Linked DNA regions of Homo sapiens: regions 2, 3, 4 and 5 are each linked to region 1. The links are chromatin contacts, found by Hi-C or POLR2A ChIA-PET in ENCODE. All regions are on one chromosome and are shown on one strand. Each heading gives the region's core, a stretch centred on a gene start or an enhancer-like site at or near the end of the contact. The rest is flanking DNA. Distances are from core to core; before and after follow the strand shown.

Region 1 (5,151 bases), core at 1,460-3,959:
AAGAAAAAGAAAAAAAGAAAAGAAAAGAAAAATAAATTACATATATATATGTATATGTATATTTCAGCGCTTGCACTTTACTCAGTGAATAAGTGCAATTTACAAAGCCTTCATGATCTGGGCCAGTCCCTCGGCTCTACCCGACTTCCCCCACTGGGCTTCAGTGCCTCTGAACTACTTAAGCAGTCTGAAACTGGCATCACGCTTGCCTCCATTTTTATCACCAAGGCCATGCTTTCCACCTGGCATTGGCCACCGGAACAATTAGACTCAGCAGAGATGCAGTCTGCTCTAGGGCCTACTTCTTACCCTGCCTTTCCCGCCCCCTCTGAGAAGAGGTAATTATTCACCCTTAATTAAGGCCAGCCATGACCTTAGATGGGAAAGAACATGGAACATTTGATGTCATTGAATTACTCAGTGAGAAAGTCATTCTTCCTTTGGTTGCTTTGCAGCACTTCTGATTAAAAAGGAAAAAGTTTCATTTTGTGCTAGTGTGCCTTTAACACCTCTCTGAGCCTTGCCAACCTCCCTTTGAACAGAGTGAGCCTGAGTCTCTGAAAGTTCAACAGGAAAAGGGTATTAGCTGGAATGCGACGACACAATTAGTCTCGTTGTTTTTATTTTTATGGGTTTTTTTTTTCATGGCAAGTGATGCTAATTTCACATTTTCCACAGTGCGATCCAGATTTCTTCAAACCACATTTATTTGACCAATGAAAGGGGGATCAATTTAAAGAGAAATAAAGCCTTAAATAAATAACAATGTGAGTGGTACTCAGGACTAAAATAGAGAGGGGAAACTTGAGGGATGAGTTTGGGAAAATCCTGAAATAGATCATCTGTACAATCTCTTCTAATAAAAATCCTGGCGGGGCATTCACACTTATAATCCCAGCAGTTTGGGAGACTGAGTTGGGTGGACTGCTTCAGCCCAGGAATTCGAGACCAGCCTGAGCAACATAGTCTCTACAAAAAATTTAAATATTAGCTGAGTGTGGCAGCGTGCCCCTGTAGTCCCAGCTACTCAGGAGGCTGAGGTGGGAGGATCACTTGAGCCCAGGAGGCAGAGGCTGCAGTGAGCTCAGATTGCAACACTGCACTCCAGCCTGGGCAACAAGCAAGACTCTGTCTCAAAAAAAAAAAAATCCTATAGCTCCCATAGGATTCCCTGGTTGTTTGTTGAGTCATGCCTTTGTTGGACACTAGATTCACAGTCTATGAGGGCAGTGACTGTGTCTGGGCAGTGACTGTGTCTTCTCAGCCTTTGCTCCCAGCTCCTTACAAAAGTGCTGGCAAATTCAAGCACTCCAGTACCATTCGTGGGAGAGGACTGAGTCGCCAGTGATTCATCATCCTGTCCTCAGCTGAATTGTGTAATCCCCATGGTGCTGGCAGGAGGAGGAATAACAGTACTTGTTTTAGTAGTAAGAGTAGTAATAGTAATAGTAGCACCAACAGTAATAGAAGTAGTTGTTATAGTAATAATAGCAACCATTTACTGGGTTCATTATATGAGCCAAGTATTAGGCTTAATGCTATATGCATCCACTCATTTTGTTCTCGTTATGACCCTATGAGGCAGCTACTTTTTTTTTTTTTTTTTTTTTTTTTTTAGACAGAGTCTCACTCTGTCACCCAGGCTGGAGTGCAATGGCGTGATCTTGGCTCACTGCAACCTCTACCTCCCAGGCTCAAGCAATTCCCATGCCTTAGCCTCCCTAGTAGCTGAGACTACAGGTGCATGCCACCATGCCCAGCTAATTTTTGTATTTTAAGAAGGGACGGGGTTTCACCGTGTTGCCCAGGCTGGTCTTGAACTCCTGAGCTCAAGCAATCCACCCACCTCGGCCTCCCAAAGTGCTGGGATTACAGGCGTGAGCCACCACACCCAGCCAGCTGTTCTTATTATCTCCATTTTACAGATGAGGACATTGAGGCTTAATGTGGGAAAATAGTTTGCCCAAAGCCACTTAGCTGGGAAGTGGCAGAGCTGGGAGTCTAAGGTCAGTCTCACTCCCAGGTTGGTGCCCTTCAGGACTGCAGAAACAACCCTTCCCGCAAGGGTCTCCCAGATGCAATGCGTTGCACCTTTCTGGAGGCTACGGGGCTGCTGTTTCAGCAATTCATGTATAATTTAAGGGAATTTGGAAGCAGTCTGGATATTTAAATGATGTCTTAGTAATGTAAAAATCTGCTTCTCTTCAATCTGTATTCTTTTCAAATTCAGTAGACTATCTGAGAACTCTCCTGTCTGTACTCCCTCTCCAAATACCTGCTTGGCCCCACCTGTGCCCTGCCCAGCCTCCGATCTCTCTCATTTCACTGAAGAAATGAGATTCGGATGGAAAAATACTGGTACAAGCTTGACCGAGCTTCTCTAACAGACACTGTGCATCACGCATCAGCTGCTGCTGTTGCTATGGTGACAGCCACAATTTCTCCCAGACAGCTTGGGTCTGAAGGGAGGGTGGACCCTTGGGGAACAAGTGGATCTCTCCAACCTGTCAGTCCCTCTCACCTTGCCCGTTTCTCTCACCTCCCCCACTCCCGCCAGCCCCCACACTTCCTTACATGATGCTGACAGGGGGTACCAGCACCCCCAGGCCATCGTAATTAGCATCTGGCCGTGATCCCAGTCTCCTGGCAGCACATTCCTCATCTTCCTCGCCAGCCAATCTCCTTTCCCCAGCAACCCTCCGACAGCACTGCAGCAGCTGCCGCACCGACAGCCTCCGCGCCAAGGTCACCCACCACCAGCACCAGCAATGACGAAGCACCCGCCTGCTCCCTGGGTGGACATGACACCGTTAATGCCTCACTGTGTCTAAACCATTTGGGGTCAGAAAATTGTGATTCTAAAAAAAAGAGAGGTTGTCCTTAGGAAGATGGGTGAGGCTAAACTCCAGTTGCTGGAGGGGCTAAGAGATTCATACGGCTTAAGTTTCATCGCTTAAGGTCTCCAGGAGAGAGGGAACTGAGCAGGAGGGGCATAAGACATTCCAGAAGGGTGAGGAAAGAATGAGACAAGTTTGCGCATTGACGCGGCTTGGACTCTGGGGTGCTGAAGATGCTGGTGGTGATGAGGTGGAGGATGCTGGTTGGAATGATGGTGATGGCAATGGCTCATTTATTCAGCATCCGTGATGTGCCAGACACTGCACTAGGCGCTGTGCAGGCACTATGCCCTGCAGTTCTCGCACTGCCTGGGGAGTAGAATGTGGTACCCATGTGGTGGCTACTGTCACTGCGCCCATTTCACAGATGGGGAAATCGAGCCTAGAAAACACCCCGAGGAAACAATCACACGAATCCAAAATGTGAGATGTTTCCATGACAACTAGCCTGGATGAGCTCTTAAAAATATCAATGTCAGGCCAGGTGCAGTGGCTCACGCCTGTAATCCCAGCGCTTTGGGAGGCCGAGGTGGGAGGATTGCTTGAGCCAAGGACTTCAAGACCAGCCTGGGCAACATAGTGAGACCCTGTCTTAATAAAATTAAAAAATAAAAATCAGTGTCACTTACAAAAGGGTAGAAATCTTTTCTAGAAAAAAAGAGTAAAGAGACAAAAACCAAATGCAATTTCTGATCCTACATTGGATCCTGACCAGAAAAATTAAAACAGTCATAAAAAGACATTTGAGGGACAGTTGGTGAAATTTTAATATGGACAGCATGTGAGATTGTGTTAGGAAATCATTTTTAATTCTCTTCAAGAGTGATTCGGGAGTTGTGTTTGTGTAGGAAAGTGTTCTTTGTTTATTTTATTTTATTTATTTATTTTTTGAGACGGAGTCTTGCTATGTCACCCAGGCTAGAGTGCAGTGGCGTGATCTCGGCTCACTGCAAGCTCCGCCTCCCGGGTTCACGCCATTCTGCTGCCTCAGCCTCCCCAGCAGCTGGGACTACAGGCGCACGCCGCCACGCCTGGCTAATTTTTTTTTCTTTGTATTTTTAGTAGAGATGGGGTTTCACCGTGTTAGCCAGGATGGTCTCAATTTCCTGACCTCGTGATCCGCCCTCCTCGGCCTCCCAAAGTGCTGGGATTACAGGCGTGAGCCACCGCGCCTGGCCCTTTGTTTATTTTTTACTTGTTTATTTTTTTTGAGACAGGGTCTCACGAAGTCACCCAGGCTGGAGTGCAGTGGTGTGATCACGGCTCACTGCAACCTCAACCTCCTGGGCTCAGGCGATTTTCCCATCTCAGCCTCCTGAGTAGCTGGGACTACAAGCATGCACCACCATGCCTGGCTAATTTTTGCTATTTTTTGTAGAGACAGGAGACTTGCCATATAGCTGAAGCTGGTCTCCAACTCCTGGGCTCAAGTGATCCTTCCACTTCAACCTCCCAAAGTGCTAGGATTACAGGCATCATGAGCCGCTGTGCCTGGCCTGTTCTTCTTAGATGATACAGGCTGAAGTATTTAGAGAAGTGTCATGATGCCTGTAACTTACTTGTAGATATACTTACATACATATGCATGTATTTACATATAAATACAGCAAAATATTAACAATTTTTGAACCTAGATAGTTCATCATTGTGTCATCAATAGTACTATTCTGGCTGGGCACAGTGGCTCATACCTGTAATCCCAGCACTTTGGGAGGCCAAGGCAGGAGGATTGCTTGAGCCCAGGAGTTCAAGATCAGCCTGGACAACATAGTGAGACCCTCATCTCTACAAAAAATATTTTAAAACTTAGCCAGGTGTGATGGCACACACCTGTAGTCCCAGCTACTCAGGAGGCAGATGTGGAAGAATTGCTCGAGGCCAGGAGTTTGAGACCAGCCTGGGCAACAAAGCAAGACTCCCTCTCTACAAAAATTTTTTAAAAATTAAAAATAAAAATAAAAAAAGATAGTACTATTCTTTCAACTTTTCTGTGTGTGTACAAACTTTGATAATGAGAGTCCTGAGGGTAAGTAGAAAAGTAAGTAACTTGACCAAGATTGAAGGTCACACAGCTATCAAATTTCAAAGTGAACTCAAATCTGGTCCACTGGGCTTCAAAGCTATGTTCTGGAACTGTGTTCCACAGCCTTCCCAGAGACAGGGCTTCGCTCACCGAGGGATGCCTGTAGGTCCACTTTGCAAGGGGCCATGTCCCAGGCAAAGATAAGGAAGTAGATTCTGGCAGGGTGTGAGA
Region 2 (5,151 bases), core at 858-3,357, 420 kb after region 1:
CCAAGGTATTGAGGATCTCAGATCTTGGTTAATGTGGCCATTATTTATGGAGCTCACGCTAAATGTCAAGAAACGGGAAGGAATAAAAAGGAGGGACAAATGACACACAGTCCCCACCTTTGGGAGCTCATGGGAAAGACAGAGATGTCAACAGTCATCCTTGAGGAGAGCTCTATGGGGGCACAGATAGAAGAGCAATGAGCTGTGTGGCCAGGAAAGCAGGGAAACAGTCCAAGTGGACCTCAGATAAGTCAGGACAACTAAAGAGCATGGGGAGAAGGGTTTGGGGAGGAGTGTGTACTCAGTAGGGGATAGAACAGGAGGTGGCTGCAAAGAAAGGCTTTGCCTGCCATGGAACTAGGGAGCAACAGAGAACCACTGATGGTTTTTCTTTTTTCTTTTTGAGACGGAGGCTTGCTCTGTGTGCTAGGCTGGAGTGCAGTGGCGCGATCTTGGCTAACTGCAACCTCCACCTCCTGGGTCCAAGCAATTCTCCTGCCTCAGCCTCTCGAGTAGCTGGGATTACAGGTGCCCACCATCACGCCCAGCTAATTTTTTTTGTATTTTTAGTAGAGACGGAGTTTCATCATGTTGGCCAGGTTGGTCTCGAACTCCTGACCTCAGGTCATCTGCCCGCCTCTGCCTCCCAAAGTGCTGGGATTACAGGCGTGAGCCACCGCGCCTGGCCTGATAGTTTTTCAATACTCGAATGGCATCAGGCCTCCAGCCACTCCCACACCACCTGCCTACCCTCTAGCTGATTGCAGTGTATGAAAATCGGCCTTGTGTTTGGCACCAACTTGGTGCCTTGCAATCTACTAGGACCTTTATATACTGTGGCTGATGGATCCATTCATTAATGAAGCAATTGCTTGGGAGTTAAAACTCACTACCCTGCTGAGATCTGAAACACATGTGGAAAAAAGCCAGGTATAGGGATTGTACACGTAGGATACTCTGTGTGGTGACCTTCAATAACATGTAAAACTCAACCATGGAAACAGAGACAAGAACAAGGCTTGCTGGGGCAGAAGGGTGAAGGTGAATCTCAAAGGGGACAAGGAACTTTTTGGATGATGGAAATGTTCACTATCTTCCTTAGGGTAGTGCTTATGTGCAGGTGTAGACGTTTGCCAAAACCCACTGATTTGTACTCTTAAGATGGGTGTGTGGCACAGTGTAAATTTTTACCTCCATTTAACAAAGTAACTGTGGCATGAAAATCACAAGATGCAGAACACATATGGAGTGTACGGTGCCACTTAGAAAAAATGAAAGGCAATGTTTTTCTTAACATGTACGCTCACACTCACACTCAGGGAAAAGCATCTGGGGTTTCTGAGCAGCTGTCCTGGTGGCTGGGTGGCAGGTGCTGCATGTGGCACAGAGGAAAGTCACTAATGCAGAGGGAGAGGGCGCCAACCCTGAGGGTGGGAAGGTGTGGGGATGAGCAGAGGCCCATGAGCACCAGTCTGGCCCTAGTGACGCCCCAGGCCAGGCCTGTGCATTGCCAGGCAGCATCCTACCCTTTGTGACCCTCTGAGTAGGCGCTGCCTAGCAACGCCTCATTGTGAATGTCTGTTTTAAAGACAGGGCCTCCGCCGGGCGCGGTGGCTCATGCCTGTAATCCCAGTACTTTGGGAGGCCAAGGTGAGTGGATCACGAGGTTGGGAGTTCAAGACCAGCCTGGCCAACACAGTGAAACCCCGTCTCTACTAAAACTACAAAAATTAGCCGGGCATGGTGGCACATGCCTGTAGTTCCAGCTACTGGGGGGGTGAGGCAGGAGAATCGCTTGAACCCGGGAGGCAGAGGTTGCAGTGAGCCGCGATTGCACTACTGTACTCCAGCTTGGGCAACAGAGAGTGAGACTTTGTCTCAGTTAAAAAAAAAAAAAAATTTAAAAAAAAGACAGGGCCTCCCTGACTTGCCCAGACTGGACGCGAATCCCAGTGCACTGGATGCTTTTCACGAAGGACAGCAGATCAGTTCTAAGATCCACCAATGTCTTCCTGGTTTGGGGGCCCTGGCTCTGGCTTAGGCCGTTCCATGGCGCGAGTGGGCAACAATGTGACTTCCTTCATCAACCACATCTCAAATGTGCTGATACAGGGAACAGATAAGGGGGAAGAGTTCCCTAACTGTGAAATCAAGGACACTGAAGCATGTGTGGTCTTCATAGAACCACTGAATGAGACATTTCAACATAGTCAAACCGCACCTATGGCCAAGCCTAGAGCAGATCCAATTATGGAACTAGAAACTGAGGTATCTCAACTGAAAGGAAACAACAATAGTTTTGAGGCAGAAATAAAATATCAAAAGATAACTGAAGAGCAGTTGCACAGTAAGATGCAACTACTTTGGTCTTTACAAGACCAGAAACAGGAAATGGATGATTTTAAATGCCAGCAAGAGCAAATGAATATCACACACACCCAGCGCTTTTCAGCCAAAGATGAAGAAATTAAGAACTTGCAAAATGCAAAACAACAAATCAAAACCCACCTGTGTGGAAAACGAGACTACATTCAAACAGACCACGATGTTTTTCAAACAACAGAAGCTGAGTGTCTTCATACAGAAGATGGAACTGAAAAGCCTGATTCATGTAAACTGGAAACTGAAAGATTAGTGAAAGGAACAAAAGAACAAGAACTGGAGATTAAAGTTCTACATGACAAGAATATGACTTTAACTAAATGGATGGATGAGCCGTCCATCAGTGAGGTGGGCAAACTCACTCACATCATCCAGCAGGAAGATGTGGAGGTGCCGGGCCTTCAGGCTAGAACGGCTTCAGCCTCTGACACCAAGGGTGTTGCTCACTTTCAGCAGCAACTGCAAGCACCTGCTTTGGAAACAGAAGAACTATCAGCTGTTTGGAAAGAGGTAGCTAGGGAAAACAGCTATCTAGAAAGAGAGTATCACCATGGAATGGATGTAACTGCTGACAACGAAGGAGGCCTGTGTGAGCTACAAGAGGAAAATAAAAAATCACCCACTAGTAGTGGTCAGGAAAGGTTTATAGACAATGTTCTGAAGTCATCACATCTCAATCAAGAAAAAGATATTGAAACAGATGCATTAAGTCAGAAATGTCAGCCTTTAGCGACAATTCTGCAAACATCCAGCACTGGTCATAACATTGTAACTGTTACTAACAATCAGTATGAGGGGCTTCCACAAGAACTCGATATCTTAAAACAGCCAGTTAAGAAAGTGGAGGTGTGGAAAGAGAAGCTGGTGACCACAGTGCAAAATATGCAGCAGGGAGCAGCCCAATCCCAAGAGGAACTTTGTCAACTTCAGGCAAAGCTTTTAATTGACAGTGATGACGATTCTCAGTGTCAGATGAACCACAGAGATCTGATCCAAAAATATGAAGGGAGTGAAACTCAACTCAAAAACCTGGGGCAGGAGTTAGCACACACGCAGCACAGCATCAGGCAGCTCTGTGACGGCAAAGACAGTCTCTTCCCACAGCTGGATATTTTACCCCAGCTCCCCAGAGAAGCACTTTCTTCACACACCGCAGAATCTCTTCATGCAAGTGAGTCTGCTCTATCAAGTGAGTCTTCTAAATTGCTCCAGCAAGAGATCGAGAAGCTGAGAAAATCACTGCAGGAAAAAGATGCGACCATTAGATCCCTCCAAGGAGACAATCAAAGACTGTCTGATTCCATTGCTGCCATCGCAGAACGAGAAAGAAAAGAACACGAGCAAATGCATTCAGAAATTCAGCAGCTGAAGGAGAAACAAAATGCCTTAGATAGGTTACTTCAGGGAAAAAACCTTTTCATCAGAACCAAAAATAGTCTAATACATTCGTTGAGAGAAAATCTCACTAAAAAAACGAATAAAAATGAACTTTTGAGGCAGGCAGTGAGAAATCTGAAGAAGAGAATATCAGTTTTAGAAATGGATACAGGTGAACTAAAACAGGACAATGAAAAAATCACAGAAACATCCAGGGAAAAGAAAATAGAATATCAGGAGCAACAAATCAAAGAACTTGAAAACCAAAATGTGGTCCTACAGGAAAGGCTGGATAGTTTCCAAAGGAAATGCATACAGTTAGCCAGCAGCACAGAAGCAAAAGTCGACAAACTCCTAATGAGAAACCTCTTCATTAGTTATCTCCACACACCAAAACACAAACAGCATGAAGTGTTACAGGCAATGGGAAGCATCCTGGGTATCACAAGGGAGGAAATGGAGCCACTGTTTCAGGAAGAGCATGGCACTGCTACCAGGTGGATGACTGGGTGGCTTGAAGGAGGATCAAAAAGTGTCCCTAAAACACCACTGGGGCTGAATCAGCAACCTGCCCTTAATGGTTCTTTTTCAGAACTTTTTGTTAAATTTCTTAAAACAGAATCTCTTTCATCTACTCTTCCAACAAGTCTTCCTCCTCACAATTCTCCAGGAAAGATCAAACTCGCTAAAAATGTACAACAAAGTTTAGGAAACACCCCAGCATCCATACCCAGAGGAGCAGATGCCAATCCCTGCCCCTCTGCTCTCTCTTAGGAGCCTGGCTGGACTTGGACCTGGTGGGTCGGGGCATCATCTGTCAAATGCTGCTGCAGAGGCTTTGCCCGCATCTGCACCTCCGCTGATGTCACCTGGCCAGAGTGCAGGAGCTGGGCTGATAGGCTGTCAAGGCAACAGATGATTCTCAGAGACTATGAAAGATCAAGCCATGCTGTGTATCTACTTTATCACTAATGGCCTTTTGGAAACAGTCATTTCATTTTCAGTCATACTTTCTTTAAATTTAATAGAACTATTGCAAGGAAAATTTTTAAGAGTCTCTGAAGGACTGGCCGGGTGTGGTGGCTTATGCCTGTAATCCCAGCACTTTGGGAGACCGAGACGGGTGGATCCCCTGAGGTCAGGAATTCAAATCCCGTCTGGCCAACATGGTGAAATCCCGTCTCTACTAAAAATACAAAAATTAGCTGGGTATGGTGGTGTATGCCTGTAATTCCAGCTACTCGGGAGGCCGAGGCAGGAGAATTGCTTGAACCTGGGAGGCAGAGGTTGCAGTGACCTGAGATCGCGCCACTGCACTCCAGCCTGGGCGACAGAGAGAGACTCCATCTCAAAAGAAAAAAAAAAGAGTCTCTCTGAAGAACTGTAAAGGTA
Region 3 (5,151 bases), core at 689-3,188, 380 kb after region 1:
TATATATGAAAATGTAAAATACCATTTGCAATAGCATCAGGCCAGGCACGGTGGCTCATACCTGTAATCCCAGCACTTTGGGAGGCCAAGGTGGGAGGATCCCTTGAGCCCAGGACTTTGAGCAACATAGGCAACATAGTGAGACCTTGTCTCTACAAGAAAGTGAACCAAATTAGCTGGGTATGGTGGCGAGTACCTGTAGTCACAGCTACTTGGGAGGCTGAGGTGAGAGGATAGCTTGAGACTGGGAGGGTTGAAGCTGCAGTGATCTGTGATCATACCACTGCACTCCAGCCTGGGTGACAGAGAGATCCTGTCCCAAAAAAAGAAAAAAGGAAAAACAGCATAAAAACAGTAGCATCAAAAATCATTAGAATAACTCTAATGAAAGACATGAAAACACCTTTACCAGAAAAGTATTGTGAGAGAATACTTTTACTCTCTCACTAAAATATTGGTGAGAGAAATTAATAAATACTTAAATAAGGAAGAGGTTACTTTGTTCATATATTAGAAGACCTGATATTAAGATGTCTGTTCTCCCCAAATTGATCTATGGAGTCAATGCAATCCCAGTTAAAATCCTATTTGTTTTTTTTTTTGAAGAAACTAACAAGTTGATTCTAAAATTTATATGGAAATGCAAAATATCTAGAATAGCAAAAAAAAAAAAAAAAGAGCAAAGTTGGAGAACTTAAACTGCTAATTTTTTATACCACTTAATTTTAAGACTTACTATAAAGCTACACTAATCAAAACATTGGTCTTGACATCACAATAGACAAATATATCAGTGAAACTGAGTCCAGAAATAGACCTGCATACGTACTGTCAGTTGATTTTTGCCCAGAGCGAGTAAGTCAATTTTCTGGTGGAAGGAAGGAAAGTCATTTAATTTCTTTTTTTTTTTTTTAAGAGAGGGTCTTCCTCTGTCGCCCAAGATGGAATGCAGTGGTATGATCATGGCTCACTGCAGCCCCAGCCTCCTGAGCTCAAGTGATCCTCCCACCTCAGCCTCCCAAGTAGCTGGGAATGCAGGTGTGTACTTCCATGTCCAGCTAATGTTTTGTTGTTTTTTGTTTGTAGAGACAGGGTCTCACTGTGTTGCCCAGGTTGGTCTCGAACTCCTGGGCTCAAGCAGTACTCACACCTCAGCCTCCCAAAGTATTGGGATTGTAGGTGTGAGCCACTGCCCAGCCAGGAAATTATTTTTAATGAATAATTCTAGATCAACTGGATATTCACATGAGGAAAGAAATTAACCTTCACCCCATCTCATGCCATACACACAAATTAGTTGGTAATTGTTCATAAACCTAAACATAAAAGCTAGAATCGTAAATCTTACACATGAAAACATGGGAGAATATCTTTGCAACCATGGGGTGGGCAGATATTTTGTGAGTAGAACACAAAATGCACTTACTACAAAGGAAAAATAAATACATTAAGAAAATGTACAGGCAAACCATATAATATTTGCAATACGTGGTAAGGGTTTTATTCTTTTCCCAAAGTACTTTGGTATTACTCAGGTCTGTGGCATCTTGCATGATATTCTGTATTTACTGGCTTTTTGTTGAGTTAGATACAGAACATTGATCCAAGAGAATTTTCTGATTGGGTTTCCCCATTTCTTTTACCTTCGTGTGAATGTTGCTCCCTTTGCCATTTATGCTTTGCCCAATATTCAGTGACTGCTTACAACAGAGACAGATTTTAGATCATATTATTCTTTGTAAAGTAAAGAGACATTAGATGAAAGCAAAAGGCAACACGGGCAGTCTCCTCTGGAAGGGAATTGCAGCCTATATGAGTCTTCCTGGTTATTGAGGATTGAGGCTCAGCTTTTTAGGTGACTCAGCATTTAAGTCCTGGCACATTAACTATATACTAGCCACAGACCTGAAAGGAGGAAGGGAGACGAAGCCTAGCTCTGTTTCAGTACAGCGTCTTTTGCCCTTAAGACTGCTTCCTGGCCAGGCGTGGTGACTCATGCCTGTAATCCCAGCACTTTGAGAGGCTGAGGCGGGCGGATCACTTGAGGTCGGGAGTTCGTGACCAGCCTGGGCAACACGGTGAAACCCCGTCTTTACTAAAAATACAAAAATTAGCCGGGCATGGTGGTGGGTGCCTGTAATCCCAGCTACTATTTAAGTCCTGGCACATTAGCTGTATACTAGCAACAGCCCTGAAAGGAGGAAGGGAGACGAAGCCTAGCTCTGTTTCAGTACAGCGTCTTTTGCCCTTAAGACTTTGCTTCCTGGCCAGGCGTGGTGACTCATGCCTGTAATCCCAGCACTTTGGGAGGCTGAGGCGGGCGGATCACTTGAGGCCAGGAGTTTGTGACCAGCCTGGGCAACACGGTGAAAACCCGTCTCTACTAAAAGTACAAAAATTAGCCGGGCATGGTGGTGGGTGCCTGTAATCCCAGCTACTCGGGAGGCTGAGGCACGAGCATCAGTTGAACCCCGGAGATGGAGGTTGCAGTGAGCCAAGATCATGCCACTGCACTCCAGCCTGGGCGACAGAATGAGAGTCTGTCTCAAAAAAAAAAAAAAAAAAAAAAGATTTTGCTTCCTGCCTTCCGTTTATAAACCAATAATAAAACCAACAGGAAATAGAAACTAAAAATGAAACTAAAAGGTATAAAAGAACAATAGAATTAAAGTTGGAGGTAGTGCCATATCTTACAGACCACAAGCAGCATGCAGTTGAAATTCTAAATCTGAGATTTTAATGCTGAACATAGTTGAATTTTGCAATCTCAAATACATGTACAGTGATGCCTTCGGGTAACAGCTGCCCGCATATATGGTGGTGGCGGTCCCACGGGAATTTTTCAGCTCTATTATCTTATCACCTAGTGACGTAGCTGTCCTAATGTCTTAGCACGGTACATCACTCATGAGCTTATGTGGATGCTGGTGTAAACAAACCTACCGTGCAGCCTGTCCTATAAAAGTGTAACACATACAATTATGTACAATACATGAAACTTGATCATGATAAAAAACTGTGTTAACGGTTTATGTATTTACTATGCTGTACTTTTTATTGTTATTTTAGAATAACAACTTGCTGACTCACCCAGAGCAACTACTTATTAACAAAAAGTTAACTGTAAAAGCCCTCAGGCAGGTCCTTCAGGAAATATTCCAGAAGAAGAAATCATTATCTTGGGAGATGTCAGCTCCATTCATGTTATTGCCCCTGGAGACCTTCCAGGGGAACAAGATGTAGAGGTGGTGGAGAGTGATATTGATGGTGCTGACTCTGTGTAGGCCTAGGATAATGTATGTGATTGTGTCTTAGTTTTTTTTTTCTTTTTTTTTTCTTTTTTTGAGACAGAGTCTGGAGTGTAGTGGCACGATCTTAGTTCACTGCAACCTCCACCTTCCAGGTTCAAGCGATTCTTCTGCCTCAGCCTCCTGAGTAGCTGGGATTACAGGCATGTGCCACCATGCCTGGCTAATTTTTTGTGTTTTTAGAAGAGACGGGGTTTCACCATGTTGTCCAGGAAGGTCTCGAACTCCTGACCTTGTGATCTGCCCACCTCAGCCTCCCAAAGTCCTGAGATTACAGGCGTGAGCCACTGTGCCTGGCTAGCATACACTGCTTTTAAAGTTTACACAGTGTAATGTCCTGCGTCTTCACACTCACTCACCCCTCACTCACTGACTCACCCAGGGCAACTTCCAGCCCTGTAAACTCCATTCAGTGCAGGTGTCCTATAGAGGTGGATCATTTTTAGCCTTTTATACTGTATTTGTAGTGTACTTTTTCTATGTTTAGCTGTGTTTAGATACACAAATACTTAACATTGTGTTACAGTTGCCTTCATTATTCAATACAGTAATGTGCTGTAGAGATTTGTAGCCCAGGAGCAATAGGCTATACCATGTAGCCTGGGTGTGTAGTGGGCTGTACCATCTAGGTTTCCGTAAGTGCTCTCTGTGCTGTCTGTACAACGAAATCACCTAAGAATGCATTTCTCAGAATGCATCCCCATTGTTAAGCAACACATGACTTTATGCGCACAAACAGATACACACACGTACACATACGCATATCATTTAAACAACTCAAGTGTTATGAGGGATAAAACAAATGTTCAGGGGTAGGAACATCTAAATCCAGGTGGGTATGTTTCAAAACCCACATTATGGCTCACGTCTCTAATCCCAGCACTTTGGGAAGCGGCAGTGGATGGATTCAACACCAGCCTGGGCAACAAGATGAAACCCCATCTCTACAAAAAATACAAAAATTAGCTGGGTGTGGTGGTGTGTGCCTGTAGTCCCAGCTACTTGGGAGGCTGAGGTGGGAGAGACACCTGAGCCCAGGGAGGTTGAGGGTGCAGTGAGCTGTGATCACACCACTGCACTCTAGCCTGGGCAACACAGTGAGATCCTGTCTCAAAAAAAAAAAAAAAAAAGAAAAGAAAAGAAAAGAAAAGAAAAAAAAGGAAGGAAAACATACATTAAACCTTCAGTTACCTAGTTAATAGAATTAAGTTCCGCAGCTGAGGAAACTGCCTCAACCTAGATCTATAAAGCTGAGTCTGCCTTGTAGGGTCCTACGAGGTTTGTGTGTGTTCATATTTGTCAAGCATTTGGAATAATGCCTGGCACATAGTAAGCACACGGTGTCACTTAAAGAAGTAAATGAGGCTCCAGCTTGATCCTTATAAGCTGGGTGAATGGGGAGGCCCCGTCTCATTCCCTGAAGCCTCAGATGAGGAAATGGCTATTGGAGGGGATTTCACACCTTTCAGAAGGACCCATTGTTCCAATTGAGCTCTTGGAGATAGGACTCAGTCAGTAAATGCTTCTTGAATGAGTAGGTGGTTGGACCAGATCAGTGTTTCCCGTGGGAGGAATGTGAGATGGTTTTGGGTGGTACACAGATGTTTTACATGTTAATAGATATTTATTACAGCATTGTGCTAGCAGAAAATATTGGGCAGCACATTTGACCTGAGTGTTTTTTAAAAAGTGAGTGATTTAAAAACACAGTAACTTGAACAGGCAGCATGTGAATGTCATGGAAACTGAAAGCATTTGTGGATTGAAAGAAGAGTGGGAAAATCTCTGAGGTCTTTCCACATCTGAGACGTTTGGTTCTTTGAATCCGGGCTTTAAATATGAA
Region 4 (5,151 bases), core at 1,780-4,279, 340 kb after region 1:
AGTCCCTCCCCTGGAACCTTACAGTGAAAGTACTCAAAGGTCTCCCTTCTGAGGAGAATATCTCACTGCAAGACACCACCTAGAATTCCACAAATTGATAAACCAAAACACGATGGGCATGACATTCACATATATAACTTCCTTCTCCACCTAGATCGCAGGGGCGAAAACAAAAAAACCCTTTGCTTTGTAGCCTTCATCTTGACCTAAAAACACCCAGAATCCTGATTCTGGGGCCAACCAACCACCTACTTCCAAGCAGTAACAATTCTAGGCACTCTCCAGCCTCCGTTTATCTTCCTTAGTCCTTTCTGATTACTTAAGCAGAAAACACATACACACACACATCTAGGAAATCAACAGCAAGGAAGCAACAGGTTTCCCAGTTAAAAACAGATGTTCTGACTTTGGGTGCATAATTGCCACACCCTTAATAGTTCTGTAATAGCTTCAGCTTCCACTGGCATCTAGCAATAAAGATTTTTAAAGACAGTCAAAGGTCAGGCCCAGAATTACAGCTCCAGCATGAATCACCATCTACTCTATCCACTTCATGTTTTCCCATACTCGGGCCCACACCACCAAGGCGATCTAGTAAGAACTCAAATACCAGAATTAACAATGTCTACTGCACCCTGGCCATGGGGTAGGAACCACAGCAGACCCTGGGAATCAAAGGAGACACAGCAAGGACTCTCAAGGTATTTATCTGATGGAGAACACACACAAGAGGCAGTCACAGCACAGAAAAGCAAGTGCTACACAGGATTACAAGAACGCCCAGGAGAGGCATCCAATCTATGCTGTAGCATCATAGAAGGCCTTTCAGAGGCAGAGGGACCTTTCCCAGAAGGCTGAAGAATGAGCAAGAGGTGCCTGGAGAAAAGGTGTGGTGGGAGAGGCTTCCAGGAGTTCCAAGTAGATGCTAGCAGGTAAGAAAGCAAGACCTCCTGTGGAAACTGAAGGTAGGCAAGCATGGCCGGAATTTTAAAATGTGAAGGTGCCAGGCAAGGTGGCTCACGCTTGTAGTCCCAGAACTTTGGGAGGCCAAGGCAGGCAGATCAGTTGAGGCCAGGAGTTCGAGACCACCCTAGGCAACATGGCAAATCCCCACTCTACAAAAAATACAAAAATTAGCGGATGTGGTGGTGCCCACCTGTAGTTCCAACCACATAGGTGGCTGAGGCGAGAGGGTCGCTTGAGCCCAGGGAAGTCAAGGCTGCAATGAGACAAGATCGCACCACTGCACCCCAGCTTGGGTGACAAAGGGAGACCCTGTCTCAAAAAAAAAAAAAAGTGTGAAGGGAGAAGCCTCTAAGATGACCCAGGAGTCAAAGAGACCCTAAATAGCTTGGTAGATTTAAGTCTCAGAACTTTGTATAAAAAGAGTGAAAGTCCCTTACCTGTCACGAACAATGTAAAAACAAGCCAAACGACTATTTGACAAATGTATCTTGGCACTTACTAAATACTAGTTCCACAATGCACGTTGCTCAGAACACTAACAAGGGTACGAAACTCACAAGAAATTATCATGTGCTTGTAAACTGTTCCTTGAAACATCAGCCGCCATTACCACACGTCTACCTTCCTCTCAGCATTATTTCTTTAATTTTCCTGCAAATAACAGAAAAGTAGGTTTGTCTGGGCTTTAGGGGCAGCGATTAACCCTGAAAATAAGAGTTAATTCTCACCACAATAATACGGTAGGGAATCGAAAAAATTAAACAAGGAAACTAAGCAAAAAGATGGAGGAAATGAAACAGTAAAAAGCAAATTTAGAAAACTCGAGAGGAAGTAAAAGTATTTTCATACACTCAAAAAAAAGAAGTGTCCCACGTGCTTCAGCCAAACCAAACTCCCCTTAACTGTTAAAAACAGAAAATCAAAAGAAGAGCTGTGAGAAATTCATACTTTCGTATCTCTTTGCTGAATAAACACTAAATCGGTACAGTACAGCCAGCTGCCCTGAAAGACCTTGAAATATTAGCCCCAGATAATACAGCACATGACAGTCACCTCCAGAAACTCTCAAAAACCACAAATCATTTCTTGTTCTGACAACCTGATCTACCAACTCTGGTCTAGCCTGCCATTTAATAATCAATAACGTTTCTTGTTAAGCACTTCAACCGTAGCAAAGGAAGATAAAGAAGCATTTGTTTCCAAACCTAAGGTGAGACTTTTTAAATTGGCGCAAGGCGTCTCCATAATCCTTTTCCGCCAATTCCTAATTTCTAAATGTCAAGAACTGGCAGCAGCAGTCCAGTTCCTAGGAGCCCTGGTTTTGAGACAGCACCACCTCCGAATTCCCTCAAAGGGCGTTCTGAACTCACTGAGCAAATCCGGCTGGCTTTCATGTCCCTCTAGCCATTTCTTGCCGCCATGCACTTACAGGAGAAGGACTCGCAAACAGCGGGAGCACCGGGAAAGCCTGGGACTGCCGCCCCCCACAGCACAGCGCTCGGCACAGCGTTAGGGACAGAAGTCACCGTTGTTGAGCCCAGGGCAGCGATCCCAGCTGGCTCGGCCCCCGGGAAGGGAGGAGAAGGACCGGGTCTACTCCCCGAGGGCGATGCTCCCGGGGCAGGGACAATGGGCAGGGGACCCCGCGGTGTGGCGGAGGAGGCGGCGGCCCTCCCCTGCAGGTCTCGGGAGCCCGGCGGCGCTGAGAGACAGGCGGGCCGCCTGGAGCGCGGCGCTCGGGCCTCAGCGCGGCGCAGCCCCCGGGCCCGTGCCCCGCTGGTCTCGGGCAGGGGCTGCGGCCCAGCTCAGAGCCGCCGGACCGCGGAGGAGCCGTCCCGCCCCCGCGCCCTCCGCCCTCCGCCCCCAGCCCCGGTGCGACCCCCGTGCTGCCCGGCGCACTCGCCTGCCCACGGTCTGGTTAGCCAGCTGCTTCATGCGGTTGAACTGCTTCTTCATGGCGGCGGTGGCGGCGGCGGCCCGCGGGGCTCGGGCCGGGCAGGGCGGGGGACAGCCTGGCAGCTACTACATCGCTTCCCGGCCCAAACGGCGGCGCGGCGGTGGCTCCCCGGGCCGGCGGCCCCGCCCTCGCCTCGTCACTTCCAGTGGCACCGCCCGCCCGCCCTCTAGGTCTGGCCGAGCCGAGCTGAGCCCGAGTAGAGCCGAGTCGAACCGAGCCGAGGCTAACAGTGCCTTACCTGACACGGGCGAAGAGCTAGAAGGCCCCGGGCGAGAAGACCACTAGGCCTCCTCCGCCTGGCCTCCCCGACCCCAACGCTGCCCGGTCACCCTCTCGTTTATTTCAACGTATGAAAAGCTGTTTCTAGCAGGGCGCAGTGGTTCAACGTTGTAATCTCAGCACTTTGGGAGGCCGAGGGGGCAGATCACTTGAGCTCGGGAGTTCGAGAGCAGCCTGGCCAACACGGTGAAATCCTGTCTCTACTAACAATACAAATTTAGCTGGGCGTGGTGGTGGACGCCTGTAATCCCAGCTACTCAGGAGGCTGAAGCAGGAGAACGGCTTTTACCCGAAAGGCAGAGGTTGCAGTGAGCCGAGATGGCGCCACTGCACTCCAGCCTGGGCAACAGAGTGAGAGACCCTGTCTCGAAAAAAAAAAAAAAAAAAAAAATTAAAGTCAATGTGTGTTTTCCTTAACACACGTGCTCACACACTCATGTCTTCCTGGTTTGGTGGCCTTGGCTCCAGGTAAGCCCCTTCTTTGCATTGGATGGGCAGCAATGTGGCTTCTTTCATCAGCCACATCTCAAATGTGCTCCTAAATGTCATAGAAAAAGGAAAGAGCTCCCTAACTATGGGATAAAGGAGACTGATGCCAGTTTGGAATTCTTAATATCAAAGAATGAGGGACTTCAAGATCTTTTTAGTGACCTAGGAGAGACCTAGGAAGCATCAGAGCTTCAGATAGGGCAGCAAACTAAAAGTTATCGACATCAATTACAACAGAAAGAGGTAGAAATGAGCCTTCCTAAAACAAGAAAGCAAGCACTACAGGATCGGTTGCAGGACCGGCAGCCAGCCCTGGAGTCAGCACATTCAGGGAAGGCCGGAGGTTCCCATCCACACTGCATCCCCTCCATTCCATGTGGTACCCATCATGCTTCAGTGTTCCACGACGCTTACATGGGTTTTTATGACATAATTTCATCATAACAAGAAATAAACAGATAGTCCAATGAAGTTCTAAAACTTGAGTCTCCAGTTGGCCATTGGAAATGTATTGCTCAGACTTATAAAATAGGAGGAACAACTAGTTTTGATGAAAATGAAATCTACAAACTACAAACACCAAATATTAATATCATCAAGGAGCTCAAACAAAAAAGAAGTCAGGATACTGATGACCATCAGCTTGAATTATCAGTATTACAGAATGTTCATCAACAGAAATTGAGGGAAATAAGTTGTAAGCATCAAGAAAATCTAAGCAATTAGGAAGAAAAGATTGAAGAACTGGAAAATTTGTTACAGCAAGGTGGCTCAGGAATTACAGTACATGATCTCTCTAAACTTCAAGAGAAGGAAAACACTATTCATGCAAGCTCTACAAATTGAAAAAGTAGAGTCTACCAAAAAATTGAAGAATTTGAACATAGAGTAAAAGACAAATAAAAAATTATCTTCTGGGGCCAGGTGCAGTGGCTCACACCTGTAATCCTAGCACTTTGGGAGGTCAAGATGGGAAGATCACTTGAGCTCAGGAGTATGAGACTAGCCTGGACAACATACTAAAACCTCATCTCTATGAAAAATTTAAAAAAAAAAAAAAGGCCAGAAGCAGTGGCATGCACCTGTACTCCCAACTAGTTGAAAGGCTGAGGCAACAGGATCATTTGAGCCCAGGAATTTGAGGCTGCAGTGAGCTATTATCACACCATTGCACTCTTGTCTGGGTGACAGAGTGAGACCCCTAGCTGAAAAGAGGCTATTGGAAGAAACAACTCTGAGAAAACCATGAAAAGATTGTCCACTGAAGCTAACCTGGAGAGCTCTGCCTTACAGCTAGAGCAAGAGTGTGTAATTAAACTCAGCCACGAGAAAGACTCTGAAATGTCAGCACTCAAAAAGAATATTGAGGCTGGGTGCAATGCATCACACCTGTAATCCCAGCACTTTGGGAGGTCGAGGTAGGTGGATCACCTGAGGTCAGGAGTTCAAGACCAGCCTGG
Region 5 (5,151 bases), core at 1,360-3,859, 310 kb after region 1:
GTTCCACAATTTAACTGCAAGATCTGTGTTTTCAAAATTATTCCTTATTGGGTTTGGGGTGTGTGTGTGTGTGTTTTAAATAAACCTCTAAAGCAGAATGGACAGTCAGCAATAAGAAACACTGACTTAGGGGACCCACGCATCATAAGCAGCTTCCCAAAATACTATTGCTAGAATATGGCTGTTTATGGCAAAGAGAGCCGCTTTTTACAGGAAGGAATGCCAAAAATGTGTATTCTGATGACTCATGAAGAATGAGAGCAGGCCCTTTGGGATGCTTTCTATTTTAAAGATAAATCAACAAATTCAAAACAGAATACATTTGACCCCAAACCATTTTACGCATCGAGATGGTCTGTGCCTCTTTCTCAAAAGGGCAGCGTTTCTTCAGATCCAAGCCCATAGCCCCAGGACTCAGGGCTGGCAGGCAATGGGAGATTTAGGAGCAGATTCCACATTACCTTCCCCAAATCTTGCAATGACCAGATTTTCAAACATTAGAAAACTAATCCACATTCATTTGCCACCAGAGAAAAGCAAAAAATGAACAAATTCCATGATTTAATTTTGATTCCAATTTCCACTAGAATGTAAACTCCACAAGGACAGAAGCCTGGATCTGTTTTGTTCACTGATTTCTCCCAGTGCCTGGGACGTTATCTTTCACAGAAACAGAAGGTGCTCATTTAATATTCGTTGAGAGGGCCCATGTCTACTGAGTTCCTGTGCAAGGTATTCAAGAATCAACAGCAAATAAATGCTGGTTCTGCCCCGCTGGGATGCACAGCCCCCTGGGGAAATGCCACACAACTGCTCTAACAGAGACTGAAAAAAAGGCAGAAGAACACAGGGCAAATCAAGGGATGTTTCACGTCAGAAACAGACAGTCTCTGTGGCTTGCAGTGGCAGTAATAATAATAGATCACTAATATCTAGCACTTACCACGTGCCAGGCTCCGTTCCCAGTGCTGTTCCTGCTTAACTCATTAAACCCTCCTAACAACCTGTGAGGTGGATAAGGCCTTTCCCTCAGTTTAGAGAAGTGGAAACTGAGGCGCAGGGAAGTTCAGTAAATCCCTGAGGCCACAAAGCTAACCAGCGCAGACGTGAGATTCGAACCCAGGTAGCTGGGTTTCAGATCCCCTTTTCATCATCATGCAACAAAACTGTTTTCTTTCCTGCTCAAAATCACACTAATTAATTTTATTCTGTTTCTGGTTAAAAAAAAAAAAAAAAAAAGCCCACAGGCCTCAATTCTCACATAGGAATTTTTTTCCATCCTTTAAACAGATCATTTAAAGGAGACTATATTTTGTTACCTGTAATAGATCTTCACTAAGGACTTCTGTTTTCTCAGCTCTGTGGGAAAAATTAAAAATTCAGAGTTAGAAATCCAAAAATGAAAGGCAACTCCTAAAATTTAATAATTATTAGCCTGGAGTTTAAAGCAAAACAGGCAGAAATAAATTTAGAAGGGTTGGCAGGGGCAGTTTACCAATTTTTACATCAGAGAGCAATTTAAGCAAAACCAAAGAAAAATAACTAAGCAAAACTTTGTGGGGAATAGCAGCCCAAAACAAGAACAAATGATCCTGAGTAGTGGTTCTCAAATTTGAGCAGGCACAGAATCACCAAGGGCAGCAGGTGCTGATATAAAATGCCATTTCCCAGGTCCCTCTGGATATTCTATTCTAATTCAATAGACCCTGCATTTTTAACAGCCACTCCTTGCTCAGAATTCCATTGCAGGAGGTCTAGAGACATGGCTTTGAGAAAACACTGTTCTACAGAAGCTTAAACTTCAGTTCACAACCAGAAACGTTATGCAAAGATGCAAGCCTAGACCACCACACACAATAACAATTAGTTCCTCCTTCAAATTTCCTCTCCATCCTTACTTTGAAAAGAAACTAAGTGTTTCCACAACTTTCTCTGCTATGCTTTGAACTACTACTAATTTCATCAACCCTTCCATTAAACCAACACGGTGGCCAGCAATCAGAAGGGGGCATTCCGAGCTGGCGGAGTCTCAACTGTCAGACCATAATAATTTTTATTTTATTATTATTATTATTATTATTTGAGACAGAGTCTCATTCTGTTGCCCAGACTGGACTGCAGTGGTGTGATCTCAGCTCACTGCAACCTCCACCTCCCGGATTCAAGCGATTCTCGTGCCTTAGCCTCCCGAGTAGCTGGAATTATAGGCACGTGCCACTTCGCCCAGCTAATTTTTGTATTTTTAGAAGAGACAGGGTTTTGCCATGTTGGCCAGGCTGGTCCCGAACTCCTGACCTCAAGTAATCCGCCCACCTTGGCCTCCCAAAGTGCTGGGATTACATGCGTGAGCCACCGCGCCTGGCGTGAAGGAAATTTTTAAAAGAGAAAGAAAAAGTATGTTTCAGCTCTGAACAGTGAAGGGAGTCAGGGGAAGGCTGTCAATGAACCGGAAATTCAGAACAGGGATTGTATGATCTTGGCCGGGAACCAATGCAAGAGCAGGAAAAGCTCTTGGGCCAGAAAGTAAATGAGACCCCTAGAATGACCTCGAAATGCTGCTAAGCTCAGAGTAGTGCCAACTGTGGGCAAGGGAAAGAAGCGCACAGCTCCTCCAGTCTACACTTAAGGCAATGGCACGTTAGCCAGAACAGGGCATTGCCATGGGGGATTCTAACACTTGTCATCATGGCACTGTCCCAGTCAACCTGGAGATGCCTACAGGGTGGCTCACTCACCAGTTTCTGCAGGAAACTGGAATGCTGACCTGACTCAAATACTTCCCAGGGCCAGAGGATCAGGGCCTAGAGACAAAGCCAAGGCCCCAGCTTCCAGAGGCAGCCAATTTTCAACTCTATGAAAAGGTTCCACCAGCAACAGGCCAACATATGCTACCCTAGACCTTGCTTGGCAAGCAAGGTGCCAGGCATTGCTGAAGAGCCAAACACAGGTAGTCATACCAGTTAGGGAAGGGAAGCAGGGCCCCAGCTGACCATGAGGTCAAAGAACCAGACTCAAAAAGAAACCTGACAGTCAGCCTAGCAAGAACACACCTGGCATGAGATCGTCATAGTTTCACCATTAGACGCCCCCATTCCTCTCGCCAATGCCTCATCCCTCCTTTAGCAAAATGCCACCAGGGAATGGGTAACTTTTGCCTTTCTTCCCTAGCCAAAACCCCCAAATCTGGACAGGGCCCTGTATACCTCTCACAGAATCCACCTCAACTCTAAAATGACTTCCTTCTGTAAGTACGAGTATACACAGAGAAGTCTCAAGGCCTATTAAAATTTTCACAAGTTCAAAAAAAGAGATTCAACCTGAGAATCAGAACAAATATGTCCTTTTTCAGAGCAAATTATTTTTTAAAAAATAACAGAAGAAGAGAAGAACTTGCTCTACAATCCCAATGTGGGCTATAAGCAGATGTGGGAAAGTTAGTAATAGCTCAGAGGTATGCTAGAGCCAACTCAGACCAACCAACCATGTGCATCTTCTCCCAACTCCTTGCTCAGTAACCTCACACTGGTACTTGAAATCAAAAACATAAACAACTGCAAACAATTCAAATAGGAGCTTGGCAGTTGTTAAACAGTTATGAGCACAGTGCTGCAACAGCCACAAAGAAAATAAAGCAAACATAAAAACGAGGCAAGTATTAACTTCAGGAAAAACAAAAAGTCCACTGGAAACATAAAGATAGTCATAGTAACTAGTATGCTCAGCTGCAAATAATTGATTGGACATAATATAAATATCAAATAGTAATACAATGAAAAATTATAACTGTATTGAAAGGATGGGGGGAGCAGAAGCAGAGGGAAAGGGCCCTAAACCCTCATTTATCAGAACAGAAAGTCAACAGACAGTAACTAATTTGATAACCCAAACGATAGTTTACACATATTACTTATAATTATGAATATGAATAAATGTCACAATAAACTGTTAATATTTCAAAGTAGTTGCTTCTGGAGTTGGGAAATCTCAGAGAGTAGGGAGTGAACCCACCGTATTTTGTGGTAAGTCTTTTACTATATTATTTGACTTTTTAAACTACATGAATCACAGTTTTGAGGTTTTTTAAAAATAGCATGTTACTTACACTTTTAAGTAGCATGCTTGATTGATATGGCCAGGGGTGAAGTGTGCCTAACTTAAAGAATTGGTCCAATGTCAAGCTCTACAAATGCACAACAGAAAACATACCTCAGAGTATCTAAAATGTAAAGAAAATCAGTGTATTTCCAGCCATTTTTTTCAAATTAACTGGACCCTCTGCTTTAGAGGTACTTTACATGAAAAGGTCTGGAGGCTGAAAACTATATTGAATATATTATATGAAAATGTTAATGTACTGTTTAAAAAGAAATTTCCCCTTTGTTTCCTGTGTTTGTGGAGGCTATATATATATTACATTAATAAAATCAATTTTAGATTTGCAGGCTTAGATTTTTTTTTTTTAAATCAATTTTAGAGGTTGGGGGTGGTGGCTCACGCCTATAATCCCAGCACTTTGGGAAGCCAAGGTGGGTGGATCACTTGAGGTCAGAAGTTCAAGACCAGCCTGGTCAACATGGCAAAACCTCATCTCTACTAAAAATACAAAAATTAGCCAGATGTGGTGCCACACACCTGTAGTCCCAGCTACCTGGGAGGTTGAGGCACGAGAATTGCTTGAACCTGGGAGGCGGAGGTTGCAGTGAGCCAAGATCGTGCCACTGCACTCCAGACTAGGCAACAGAGCAAGACTCTGTCTCAAAAAAACAAAAAAAAAATGTGTAGAAAAAAATCCAAACCCAACTAGAGATTAAAAGTGATCTATAATTGGGAAGAATTACTTTTAAGTGACAAATCATGACTATGGAGTATAATACACAAACTGGAATGGCTCCCTCACACAAAGATTCTTTGCTGGCCTGTGGACTCTCCATCTTAATTTTCAGGCCTTGGTACTGTCTCCATCTATTCCAATAATGTGGTCCAAATGACCTGATCTCCCTCATCACTGTGACTGGTCCAAGCCTTGGTGCTTCCTATCGTGAACTGTTTTGCAGTGTTCACCTTTACCAGAGATATGGAAAGTCCAGCAATTATTCCACTATCGGCCAAGGTGCCCATTCAATAGGCCATTCAATAGGCCATGTACGTAGG

The links. A loop is a pair of places that touch in the nucleus more often than their neighbours do. ChIA-PET counts read pairs that join two places held with the same protein, here RNA polymerase II (POLR2A). Pooled maps may share reads with other maps.
Region 2: a loop to region 1 is called in a map with no recorded cell type, with 2.3 times the contacts of the local background. The contact joins the enhancer-like site here to the promoter of LINC01567 in region 1. A Hi-C loop is called at or near these places in 4 of 37 single-sample maps with no recorded cell type and 4 of 50 pooled maps. POLR2A ChIA-PET finds 5 or more read pairs at or near these places in 1 of 52 experiments (B cell).
Region 3: a loop to region 1 is called in a pooled map, with 5 times the contacts of the local background. The contact joins the enhancer-like site here to the promoter of LINC01567 in region 1. A Hi-C loop is called at or near these places in 1 of 37 single-sample maps with no recorded cell type and 8 of 50 pooled maps. POLR2A ChIA-PET finds 5 or more read pairs at or near these places in 2 of 52 experiments (GM12878 and activated T-cell).
Region 4: a pooled map shows a loop between it and region 1 (4-fold over the local background). The contact joins the promoter of ARHGAP17 here to the promoter of LINC01567 in region 1. A Hi-C loop is called at or near these places in 2 of 37 single-sample maps with no recorded cell type and 9 of 50 pooled maps. POLR2A ChIA-PET finds 5 or more read pairs at or near these places in 2 of 52 experiments (A673 and activated CD8-positive, alpha-beta memory T cell).
Region 5: a map with no recorded cell type shows a loop between it and region 1 (2.6-fold over the local background). The contact joins the enhancer-like site here to the promoter of LINC01567 in region 1. A Hi-C loop is called at or near these places in 1 of 168 maps with a recorded cell type or tissue (transverse colon), 2 of 37 single-sample maps with no recorded cell type and 2 of 50 pooled maps.

What each region holds. Positions count from the first base shown.
Region 1 is chr16:24,668,353-24,673,503 of GRCh38, forward strand. It overlaps LINC01567 (long intergenic non-protein coding RNA 1567), which reads right to left and starts at 2,710. Exons shown (of 3, transcript NR_122072.1): 1 at 2,575-2,710. It also overlaps a transcript of TNRC6A not described here.
Region 2 is chr16:25,091,209-25,096,359 of GRCh38, forward strand. It overlaps the pseudogene LOC100421173. Among named protein-coding and RNA genes, the nearest start is that of LCMT1-AS1, 18 kb to the right of the region's middle. Within about 2 kb of position 2,108, at least 5 of the 41 ENCODE cell types and tissues checked have a DNase peak (open chromatin) inside an H3K27ac peak, as active enhancers do; they include B cell, where a contact is called at or near this core.
Region 3 is chr16:25,046,838-25,051,988 of GRCh38, forward strand. No RefSeq gene overlaps it. Among named protein-coding and RNA genes, the nearest start is that of LINC02175, 17 kb to the right of the region's middle. RefSeq lists a silencer at 2,691-2,985. Within about 2 kb of position 1,939, at least 41 of the 41 ENCODE cell types and tissues checked have a DNase peak (open chromatin) inside an H3K27ac peak, as active enhancers do; they include GM12878, where a contact is called at or near this core.
Region 4 is chr16:25,012,340-25,017,490 of GRCh38, forward strand. It overlaps ARHGAP17 (Rho GTPase activating protein 17), which reads right to left and starts at 3,030. Exons shown (of 20, transcript NM_001006634.3): 1 at 2,870-3,030. The coding sequence starts at 2,922. It also overlaps the pseudogene LOC100421171. RefSeq lists enhancers at 1,918-2,586, 2,587-3,255 and silencers at 2,569-2,618, 2,679-2,728, 2,789-2,838, 2,919-3,168.
Region 5 is chr16:24,977,647-24,982,797 of GRCh38, forward strand. ARHGAP17 (Rho GTPase activating protein 17) reads right to left here. Exons shown (of 20, transcript NM_001006634.3): 2 at 1,320-1,359. Among named protein-coding and RNA genes, the nearest start is that of ARHGAP17, 35 kb to the right of the region's middle. Within about 2 kb of position 2,610, at least 12 of the 41 ENCODE cell types and tissues checked have a DNase peak (open chromatin) inside an H3K27ac peak, as active enhancers do.